2 separate regions of the Homo sapiens genome follow, and region 1 is linked to region 2. A link is an interaction called in ENCODE POLR2A ChIA-PET data of the cell type or tissue named here. Cell type or tissue: Panc1. All regions are shown on one strand. Each heading gives the region's core, and the rest is flanking DNA. Links, peaks and the distances in the headings are about the cores only.

Region 1 (5,382 bases), core at 220-5,219, 370 kb after region 2:
CATTTTCTTACCTGTAAAACGAAGGAGAGGGAAAGGCCCTTGGAGCTGCTGTGAGTCTAAAAACCCTGTACCTCATCCACAGTAGGTGCCATCATAGGGAGCCTCTTGCCAGCACTGCCTGGAGGAGGGATCCCCTTCCCCAGGCAGTTTTCTTCATCCAGCCTGTGAGTCTCTATTCCCAGCACTAGTCTCAGATAAAAGCTGCTCTGGAAGCTGATAGGGCAATGACAGTCTCCTTGCTAGGGGAGGGGGACTTTTGCCTCACTCTTCTTATTGTCCCCAAGGGAAGCAACCATGATAAATGCAAAACAGGCACAAGGGTCGTCTGCTCAGCTGGTGACACCAGACCGCGCTTTCTGTTGAGCCTAGCCAGTGACACTCACGCTGCCTGGGGGACTGGTTGGGGAGGGGATCTATTTTTCTCTGAGTTGATAGACAGTAAATCCCATTCCTGGTTTACAGTAGCTCAGGGCCAAGGGAACCCTGCCGTTTAGTAGGAAACAGACCTAGGGTACACTGACCAGCCTCCTGAGAGGAAATAGCCCACATGAAGGAAGGGCAGGGCAGTTTGTGACTTTAGTTTTCACTTGAATGGGAGGCTAATTAACATAAAATTAATTTTATTGTGGCTATCAAACAGCCTAGAGTTCATATGCTATAAAAAAATTATAGTAATTAGTGCATCCAGCCAGCACAACAATACAAATATTCAGTGGCATTTGTGATTTCCAACAGAGCATTTGCTACCTGGGCAATTCTCCTTCTGAGTATCTGTTTCTCAAGAATATGGTTTTTAATAGCTTTGACTTGACATTTATATCTTGAGCAAAACTGAAATGGGCAGCTAAAGACTAATTATGCTAAATATTCTAACAAGCATAATTACCGTTGTTCCAGCAGGGGGCACCGAAGGCAATGTCTCAGTGTGTCTTTTTCTTTTTTCTTTTCTTCTTTTTTTTTTCTTTTTTATCCCCCAAGCTGCTGCTTTTAGGCTTATTTAATGGAAGCTGATTGCCCTATCCTAATGATTCTTTTTTTGCATAATCTACACTGCAATAACCTACAAGCATTTTTATTTTAGCATAATTTCAAATTTTGGTTTTTGCTCTGTTAGATTCTTTCTGTTCAGAGAACAAAGAGATTACCAAAAAAAAAAAAAAAAAAAAAAAGAAGCAAAATCTTGGCCTAAGCTCAAGTCCTGGAGGTTTTTGAGCAGAAGCTCCTGACTTGTTCTAAGGACCGCATGTGACACTGTGCCTTGACTGGTGTTGGAGTTCATTGTGGAGGAGAGGAGGACGTGCACACATATCTCTGGCAAATTTGGTTTCTATCCAGTCAACAGTAAAATTGAGAAATGAGCTTTTCACTAGCAAATGGTAATTATAATGAAAAACTCCCAACCTTACACAGTACACAGGAGAAAAACAGACCGCACTGTTATTTCCTGATTTCCTGCAAATCACAGTTGGCAGCATTTGACGGCACAAGTCAAGGACCTTATAGGCAAGATTACCTAGAAAATCCTTTGCTTCAGAAGCCAAAAACCTTTAAGTCTTCAGTATTTAAATGCAGCTGTATTGCTGATTAGATGTCAGAACTAGAGCACACTGAAGTGCCCTATTTAGTGATTAACTCAATGGACCAATTTTGCTTTCAGATATTATACTTCCATGGAGGAAAAATTTGCATACAGATTTAGAAACAGGACTATCTTCTTTCTGGGTTATGCAGGGACTGGGGGATGCAAAATGTGTGAGTGCCACCATAATCCTCATTCCACAATTGTCTTGTCTCTAACTGAATCTCTTAGTGAATCATCTTTATCACCAAGAATATGACATAGCCACAGGGATGTTGCTAGGAACAAATCATTTCTTGTTTTTCAGTGCTTTATCGATTAATGTATCTTCACTCTCTCTGCTATGTAGGAGCCAGCACTCAGAGAGAGAGCTTACAACTCTGTACCACATATTAAAATCTTTGGCTATATGTAAGGTTCCCTAGTGTAAATTTTATTTATTTATTTGAGACAGGGTCTCACACCATTGCCCAGGCTGGAGTTCAGCGGTCTGATCTCGGCTCACTACAGCCTTGACCTCCAGGGCTCAGGTCATTCTCCCACTTCAGCTTCCTGAGTGGTGGGGACTACAGGCATGCACCACTATGCCCGGCTAATTTTTTGTATTTTTTTGTAAAGATGGGGTTTCCCCATGTGGCCCAGGCAGGTCTCCAGAGCTCAGATGATCCACCTGCCTTGGCCTCCCGAAGTGCTAGGACTACAGGAGTGAGCCACCGAATGCTGCCTTAGTGCAAATTCATATGTGACTTTTTTTTCTGCTTGTGCTTATAATGAATCTGTCTAGTGCCTCATGTGTTTTGGATATAATCTGAGGACTCCCCAACATATAGAGAAATTCCTGCAATTCTCAGCTTAAATTCTTCCTCCTTCCCTGATCTCCAGGCATGGGTAGCTAGGGTCTCCGCTGCCATCCCACAGCACTGTGGGTGGCTGAGGGCCAGGGAATAGGTGTGAAGTGGTTTCACTATAAAGCACAGCCTGCCTCAGCCTACAGGGGCAGCTGATAGTGCTACACAGAACATGTCTCTGTGACTTTGGAGACTTATCCTCAATTTGGAAATTGCACTTCTGACTAAGAAGACTGAGCAGAATATAGGAAGAACCCCCACGCCAAAAACAAAACAAAACAAAACAAAAACAAAAACAAAAAAACCCCAAAACCAAAAAAAAAAAAACAAAACAAAAAACAAAAAACTCGAAGTGCTAAGCTCTAAACCCCTGGACATATAAAAATCCACAATAAGTGATAAGCACAGGGCATTTATGACGGGCATTAGAGGAAAGCGAATACAGTTGATGAAGACTGTAGATAAAATCTGAACTGTGAGCACCTGCAGACACAGAGAATATGCTGCAGTGACTAAAGAGGGGTCTGATACAAGGAAATGATCTCCAAGTGCCCACTGGTGAGGGACCAGAGCAGCAGCCTTGCTCCTAACGTGCAGGGTCCAGGGCAAGAGAACAACGGGCGGCCCACGTACCATATGACTACATGTTACAAAATCAGTATCAGGTCTACAACTTGGTAGATAAAATATGCTCTAACTCCCCACCTTGACACATGTAATTTTATTTTATCTTATTTTATTTTATTTTATTTGAGATGGAGTCTCGCTCTGTTGCCCAGGCTGGAGTGCAGTGGTGTGATCTCAGCTCACTGCAACCTCTGCCTCCTGGGTTCAAGTGATTCTCCTGCCTCAGCCTCCTGAGTAGCTGGGACTACAGGTGCATGCCACCACGCCTAGCTAATTTTTGTATCTTTAATAGAGACAGGGTTTCGCCATGTTGGCCAGGCTGGTCTTGAACTCCTGACCTCAGGTGATCTGCCAGCCTCAGCCTCCCAAAGTGCTGGGATTACAGGCATGAGCCACCACGCCTGGCCAGACACATGTAATTTTAGAAAGTCCTGGAAGGTCAGGTTCAAATCACGACCTCTCATATTCCTCAGGCCTAAAACCTACTCTTTTTCTTATCCCTCCAGGCTTCCTCCTGTACAGAGAATGCTGACCAGTAAACAAAGTGTAGATCTGTTGCTCAATGGGTTCCCCAATATTTTCTTACTTGAATTACTCTTTCTCATCCCCATCAAGCAGGCTGGAGGCCCACAAAATATCCAAGTAGGAGGCAGCAAAATGAGGGCTGCTTCCAAAGGCTGAAAAGTGCAGTGCTGAGCATGACTGGGTCTTTTTCCCAAGTTCATTCGTGAGATCCACTACTCCTTTGCAGCAGTAAGTGCAGGGGGCAGGACCTGACCTGGGGGGTGGAAATTTTTTCCCCTCTCTGGAAATTCCAGCAGTGATCTTTAAGTCATATCTTACTAAAATACTTGGAAGAAACTTTGAAAGCAATAGTTACCTGGTCAGGCACAGTGGCTCACTCCTGTAATCCCAACACTTTGGGAGGCTGAGGCGGGTGGATCACCTGAAGTCAGGAGTTTGAGACCAGCCTGGGCAACGTGGTGAAACCCCGTCTCTACTAAAAATACAGAAGTTAGCCAGGTGTGGTGGTGCGCACCTGTAATCCCAGCTGCTCATTAGGCTAACAGCAGGAGAATTGCTTGAACCTGGGAGGCGAAGGTTGCAGTGAGCTGAGATGTTGCCACTGCCCTCCAGCCTGGGCAACAGAGCGAGACTCCATCCCAAAAATAAAATAAAATGAAAGCAATAGTTACCTAATGTCTTTAAGAACCATATGTAGCTCAGTCTGCATATTTTTGTCCTGCAACTGCAAGCAAAATATTTAAAAAATAACAATCTCTTTCTAATGGTTTGTGCTCCATAATAATATGATTTCAGGTCCTTTTTCCAGCCATGACACTCTCCTTCTGCCTGCTTCCATCGAAGGCTTTATACTATTTTTACAGCAACTTGCAGTCTACCACTTGCTTCAGCTCTTCCATGGCATGTCATCAACTGATAGACTAATGAGAAATTACTGTAATTACAACTATAGACTCATTACATAGGTCTCTCTTTTTTTTTTTTTTTGAGACAGGGTCTCACTCTGTTGCCCCATGTGGGGTGCAGTGGTGAGATCATGGCTCACTGCAGCCTCGACCTCCTGGGCTCAGGTGATCCTCCCACCTTAGTCTCCTGAGTAGCCAAGACTACAGGCACCTGCGACCACACTTGGCTATTTTTTTGTATTTTTTGCAGAGACAGGGTTTCATCATGTGGCCCAGGTTGGTCTCAAACTCCTGGGCTCAAGCAGTCCACCCACCTCAGCCTCCCAAAGAGCTAGGTAGGATTACAGGTGTGAGCCACCACACCTGGCCTACATAGATTTTAATCATTAAACTACATATAGCAAAGGGTACCGAAATAAGACATAAAATAGAAAACTTGCTTTTCTTCATTTTGAGTTGATTACTTATTGCTTTTCATGAAACTCTAGAGGCCAGCAGTTTCCTCCTACTTCTCTTGAGATCAAATTATCTCTCTGATTAGGAAACTCAGTGTGATAGATAAAATATCTTTTCATGACATTTATTTTTTTAGAAAGTACCTTGTAAATTAAAGGCCCCTCTTCCTAGGTGCTCACCCTTTGTGCTTTGCTAGCTTGATTGACATTTACGCTTTTACAGCTATTCAGTATTTCTCGTTATTTTGCCCAGGACCTACAGTGTCCTGAGAAGAAACCAGTAATTTAGAAGGTAAGCATTCAAGATAAAGTATTATTGCCAAATTGTAAAAAGTTGGGATGCATTTCTACTTTTTTTTTTAACATCAAAAAAGGGCCTGAAAGAAGTAAATTTCCCTTCCAAAATTGACACATAAATCTGTTTTTGCTTTTGCTCAAAATGA
Region 2 (5,382 bases), core at 145-5,144:
TCTTCTTATAAATCAGTAAAATGTTACTCTTGAACTACCATCACACCCACTTACTGTGGTTTTCCATTGTTGTATAGGATTTTAAAAAATAACTCATTAAATAAGCTTCATTTGAAGATCTCTGACAAGCTTGCTTTTCACTTATGAACCTAATGTAAAACATCCAATTTAGATACATTTTAAGCAGTTACTAAATAATTCCCTTACAGCTATATAGGGGTGCCTATAAGATGAGTCAATGGGTGGTTTATTTAGTCATCTATTTATTCAGCAAGTTATAGAGTGCCAACATTGAACAATGAGCCATCATAGGTTAAAATCAGGTAAAATACCAGCTTGTGCAAGAGGTGTGCCTGCCATCACATTTGAACCCAATTGCTGGAAGAGACAAGTCACAGTATGGAACATAAATACCTCAATACAAGGTAATTTATGAATCATATTAGGTAATTTGAACAAACTAAGAAAGACTGAGTGAAGAAGATGGACCCTAAAAGAACGGTTAGGATTTTTGATAAGGACTAGAGGAATATATAAGTGAAGAGAAAGACATAAGTACGGGCTGAATAGGCAGGGAAACCCAGTGTGTATTCAGGGAAGGTCAAACAGAACATATTGGCAGGAGCAGAAGCTTCATACTGGAAAATAGAAGCAGGTAAAGCTGGTGATGCGTGGAAGTGCTGTGGTGTTTTAAATGCGAGGTGCCTGAGTTTGAAGTATTTCTACGATTCAATTGCCACTCCCTTGTCATTCTTAGCCACTCCAGCCTATCCTCAAGCTGCTGCCAACATGATTCCTCTAAAAGATAAAGTTAACACATAACTCCTCTGTTGAGGATTTCTCAGTGGATTTTAGAAGGGTATGGGTCCCTAAGCCCACTCAAGTATGGGGGTCTATGAGACTGTTCAGAACTGAGCACCAAGACACAGGTTCCCTCTGGCTGAGCTCAGCTTGGAGGGTCACCACTGGCCCTGCCTGGTCTCATAGGGAGCTGGATAAACAAGAGCCCTCTTTGATCCAAGCAATGGTCTCAGACAGAGGTGAAATTGCACCTGGCAACCCATTATGCGATGGCAAATAATGGCAAACAGGCTGAGAGATCTCTGGGTTCTGATTAAATTCCAGGACACTTACACAGTGGAATTTGATGTTACTGGCTTACTAAACTCAAACAAACTTTCAAATTCACTGTGTAAATGCATTTAATTTCAGCAAAACAGCATCCATTATCTTAAGTTTACATTCAAATATTATAGATTATATTTTTGTTTTAATTTTATTTTAAAAATTAGTGCTGTGTATGGTGGAAAGTAGGAATATAGATATAGATATCATACGGCATTATCTAATTTAGTTTTAAAATGATCCCTGCAGCGTAGTTATTATTATCCCATATTATAGATGAGGAAATTGAGGGTTAGAGGGTTCAATAACTTATGCAAATTCAAACAGCAATTAAGTAGCAAATTAGGGATTTTAAACCAGTTCTATTCAATGCCACTTCTTCTGCACATGCACATTCAGATGTCATCTTCAGAGACATCAAAGTAGAATTTGTAAATGACAGAAGCTGAGAAGTGCAAGGACCCAGACTCATCTACAATATCTACTTCCTGGCCGTGACTCATCAGAGGAAAACTACGAATTATGGTTTTACTAAATCAAGGAGTTATATTCGATGACTTTTCAAATCTTCTCTCATCCCCTTGAGTCTATGATCCCTTATCAAATTTCTACTGCTCCCTAAACATTTCAGATTTCAAGAGCTCAGTTGAATCAATGAGGAACTCTTACCCATATTGAAGGAAATGTCTTTTATAGTGATATGTTCCTGTTTCCCTAAAACACCACGAGCAAACTTCAAATACCATTCCAACTTTTGCCCTTTTTTTTTTGTCCACACCTCTTTCAAAAATAAGTAACAGCATTAACAAAAACCAACAAAATTTGGCCCTAGCCCATCTGAAGTATCAGCCAGATTTGCATTTAGTTCCCCAGACCAAAGTAGGAGAAGCAGTTAGCTGGTTACAAGCCCTTCACAGTGCTAAAGAACAATGAATGGAGGGCTTCAAAATCAAAACCATACGTTTGGTAGGAAACAGCTCCAACTGGTGCTTGATTACTAACTAGGCGTTCTGCTTCTAACATGATTAGGACAAACACAGAAAACCCTGTAGGGTTTGAACTGATGGACTGATGTTTCCCTCCCAGGAAGAAAAAGAGCAGTATCCAATGGCATTGAATCACTGTGATTCTGGATACCTTCAAAAGCCAGGGCTTTGAGGGGGTTCTCATTTCTATGCCACACAGTGAGCCCTTCTCTTTCTCAGGAATCCTCTCCAGAGAGAGAGGCTTTGTGTAGAATTTTCCTGAATGCAATGAATGTCAGCACATTCCCAGCTAGAATGTGCATTCTATTCTTATCAAGTGAAACTGACCTCCCTGCCCCAGCATGCTCTCCTTGTTCAACATGATGATTAATTTCAATGATGCAGGTTTCTAGATGAATTGCACTAGAATTTGCATCCACTCCAGATGGCAAATATGTACCTCTGGAATCTCCTCACCCTTAGGAAAGAGGTCATGTGCTAGCTTGCAAGAATGAGGATTTTTAAAATAGTTGGCTTACAATCAAATCTGTGTCCCACAAAATGCTCTGTCCAGACTAGCCTCTCTCCTTTTAGTTGGCAGCGATCCTCTCCTTCCTACTCATTTTCCATCTGATACCATGTGACTCAAGTAGGAGTCACAACCAAAATGAATTTTTTTTACTGCAAAATTCAAGATTTTACAGTATTTTTTCAGCCAATGGAAGCAACCAGGATTCATAAGAGTCTGCAAGTTGATGTTCAATAGGCCCCTGAATCATGCTTATTCACAGATTTCCAAGTTAATTGCCCTGATACATGCTACTGAGCTTCTTCTAGTGAACAAAAATCTTACTCCATTAGTCATCACTGTCAAAAGGAATACAGTACGCAAAATAAAAGCTGGTCCTCTTTTTGTGTGCATTTCTGCATCAGAGTGATTGTTTCAACATTGATTAAATACAGATTTCCCCCCAAAGCTTTGTTGGAAGCGCTAAGTGGTTCAGGTGATGGAAAGTGAGTTAATTCATGTGCTCCCCTAAGTATTTTTTATTGAGGCATTTTCTTAGGATTCAAAGCAAAAAGGAAGGAAATTGCTCTTATGTGTATCAAGGAAGTCCAAATACTCACATGGACAAATAGCTGCCCCACTTCATTCGCCCTTCTTTGCATCCCAGAACTGTCACCTCCAGGAGCCTCTGCTGAGGTTACCATGGAGCTGTGGGGAAAATTTTGTTTGGAGCTTTCAGAGGATCTGTGGGGATAAACGTGGATGAAGACAAAAACCTGAAAATCTAGGGGCTGGCTCTGGGTTGGGGCAGAATCATAAGAGCTGGCCCACCCACCCAGCAGTGTCCTGGCTCCCTCATTACCTGAAATTCCACAAATTTAGTTCAAGACAACGCACATTTGCTGTGTCCTGGGAATTCTGAGATAACTAAAAAAAAAGCTCACGGTATAATGGGAAAGGTAGGAACTTTGTTATAAGATAACTCTGCCTGAAAGAGGTGAAAAGGCATTACTGAGGTATTTTTGAGCCAGATTTTGAAGGCAGGATGGAAGATTGCCAAATGCAGAAGAGAAAGCCAAGGGAATCCCATTTACAAAGGTCAGGGCCTGATTTGCTGTGGCAGAAGAATGGGATCTGGAGGAACCTAGCACTCACAGGAGAGGAGATGAGGCAGGTTTCGCCAGGCCCGAAGACGTGGCCACCAAAGTGTAAGATAGTGTGATCTGCAACAGTGCTGGAAATAGACTGGGGTAGGGAGAGACCAGTTGTGAGGTTTTTGCCATAGTCCCAGCAAGTACTTATGAAGATCTGGACGGCAGTGACAGCAGGACTTAAAAAAAAAAAAAATCACATCTTAGAAATTTTTTTTTCTTTTTTTTTTTGAGATGGAGTCTCTGTCTCACAGGCTGGAGTGCAGTGGCTCAATCTCACTGCAACCTCTGCTTCCTGCCAGAGTGGCTCACTGCAATCTCTGCCTCCTGCCAGGTTCAAGCTATTCTCCTGCCTCAGCCTCCTGAGTAGCTGGAATTATAGGTGCTTGCCACCACGCCCAGCTAATTTTTTGTGTTTTTAGTAGCGATGGGGTTTTACCATGTTGGCCAGGCTGGTCTTGAGCTCCTGAACTCAGGTGATCCTCCTGCCTCAGCCTCCCAAAGTGCTGGGATTACAGGCATAAGCCACCGTGCCCAGCCCTTAAAGACATCTTTGGAAGGTAGAATTGACAACATTGGATGTGGGTGATAAGGGAGATGTCTGCAGAGGTTTCTAGTTTGGGGGATTAAGCTGATGGTGGCAGTTCTGAGTGAGGTTTCTATCTACCTCTATCTCTTCATCTGTCTGCTTCTCTCTCGGTCTCTTTCTCTGCCTCTATTTTTTCTATTTCTGTTTTTCTCTGAGACATTCTATACCTGTCTTTTGTCTCTTGCTTTTTTATGTTATCAGCTTCGTTCTACACATCAGTTCCATTCTCCTCTCTATAATGACCAACTTCTTCTGCCCCCTGGTAACTCAAGATGACACATGCCTTTGACTTTCCATAGCTTTCATTCCCTTGAAATTCTCTCACTTCCCATTCCACTGTTCATTATAAAGTTCGTTCCATATTTTTCTGTTCAAATTTCCAATAAAGAGAATCTAATGAGAGGCAGCATCTGGCTCCCACTGTCATGGCTATTGCAGTACATTGAGCTCCATAGAAATAGTGCTGGGGAAAGTGAGAATTGATAAGCACTGGGCCACTCTGTTGGTGGCTAAGGAAAAATTACTAAACATGCGCAAAGGAGATCCTAAGAGGCCATGGGGCAACATGTCATCATATGCATTCTCTGTATAGACTTGCTGGGAGGAAGCACAAGAAGCAGCATCCAGCTCCTTCGGTCAGCTTCTCAGAGTTGTCTCAGGAGTGCTCAGGGAGGTGGAAGGCCATTTCTGCTAAAGAGAAAGGAAAATTTGAAGACATGGCAAAGGCAGACAAAACCTGTTATGAAAGACAAATGAAAACCTAATCCCTCCTAAAGGGGAAACAAAAGAGGAGTTTAAGGAAACCAGTGCACCCAAGAGGCCTCTTTTGGGCTTTTTCTTGTTCTGTTCTGAGTATCACCAAGATCAAAGGAGAATATCCTGGCCTACCCATTGATGACATAGCAAAGAAACTGGGAGAGATGTTAATAACACTGCTGCAGATGGCAAGCAGCCTTATGAAAAGAAGGCTGCTAAGCTGAAGGAAATATGCGAAAAGGATATTGCTGCATACCGAGCTAAAGAAAAGCCTGATACAGCAAAAAA

Evidence for each region. Peaks named below come from ENCODE experiments on the same cell type or tissue, not always from the same donor. Only the 100,000 strongest peaks of a DNase experiment are listed, where the experiment ranks them.
Region 1: POLR2A ChIA-PET joins it to region 2 with 5 read pairs; 3 of 35 experiments call an interaction of 5 or more read pairs at or near these places.

The regions. Positions count from the first base shown.
Region 1 is chr2:191,538,367-191,543,748 of GRCh38, forward strand. The region is part of intron 2 of LOC107985833 (a long non-coding RNA gene); the gene reads left to right. Among named protein-coding and RNA genes, the nearest start is that of NABP1, 140 kb to the right of the region's middle. RefSeq lists a silencer at 3,194-3,356. In Panc1, for the core only: CTCF peaks have their summits at 890 (motif pointing right) and 1,094; no DNase peak of the experiment used is centred there.
Region 2 is chr2:191,169,366-191,174,747 of GRCh38, forward strand. It overlaps the pseudogene HMGB1P27. Among named protein-coding and RNA genes, the nearest start is that of STAT4, 21 kb to the left of the region's middle. In Panc1, for the core only: no CTCF peak of the experiment used is centred there; a DNase peak (open chromatin) is centred at 2,767; H3K27ac peaks cover 3,971 bases.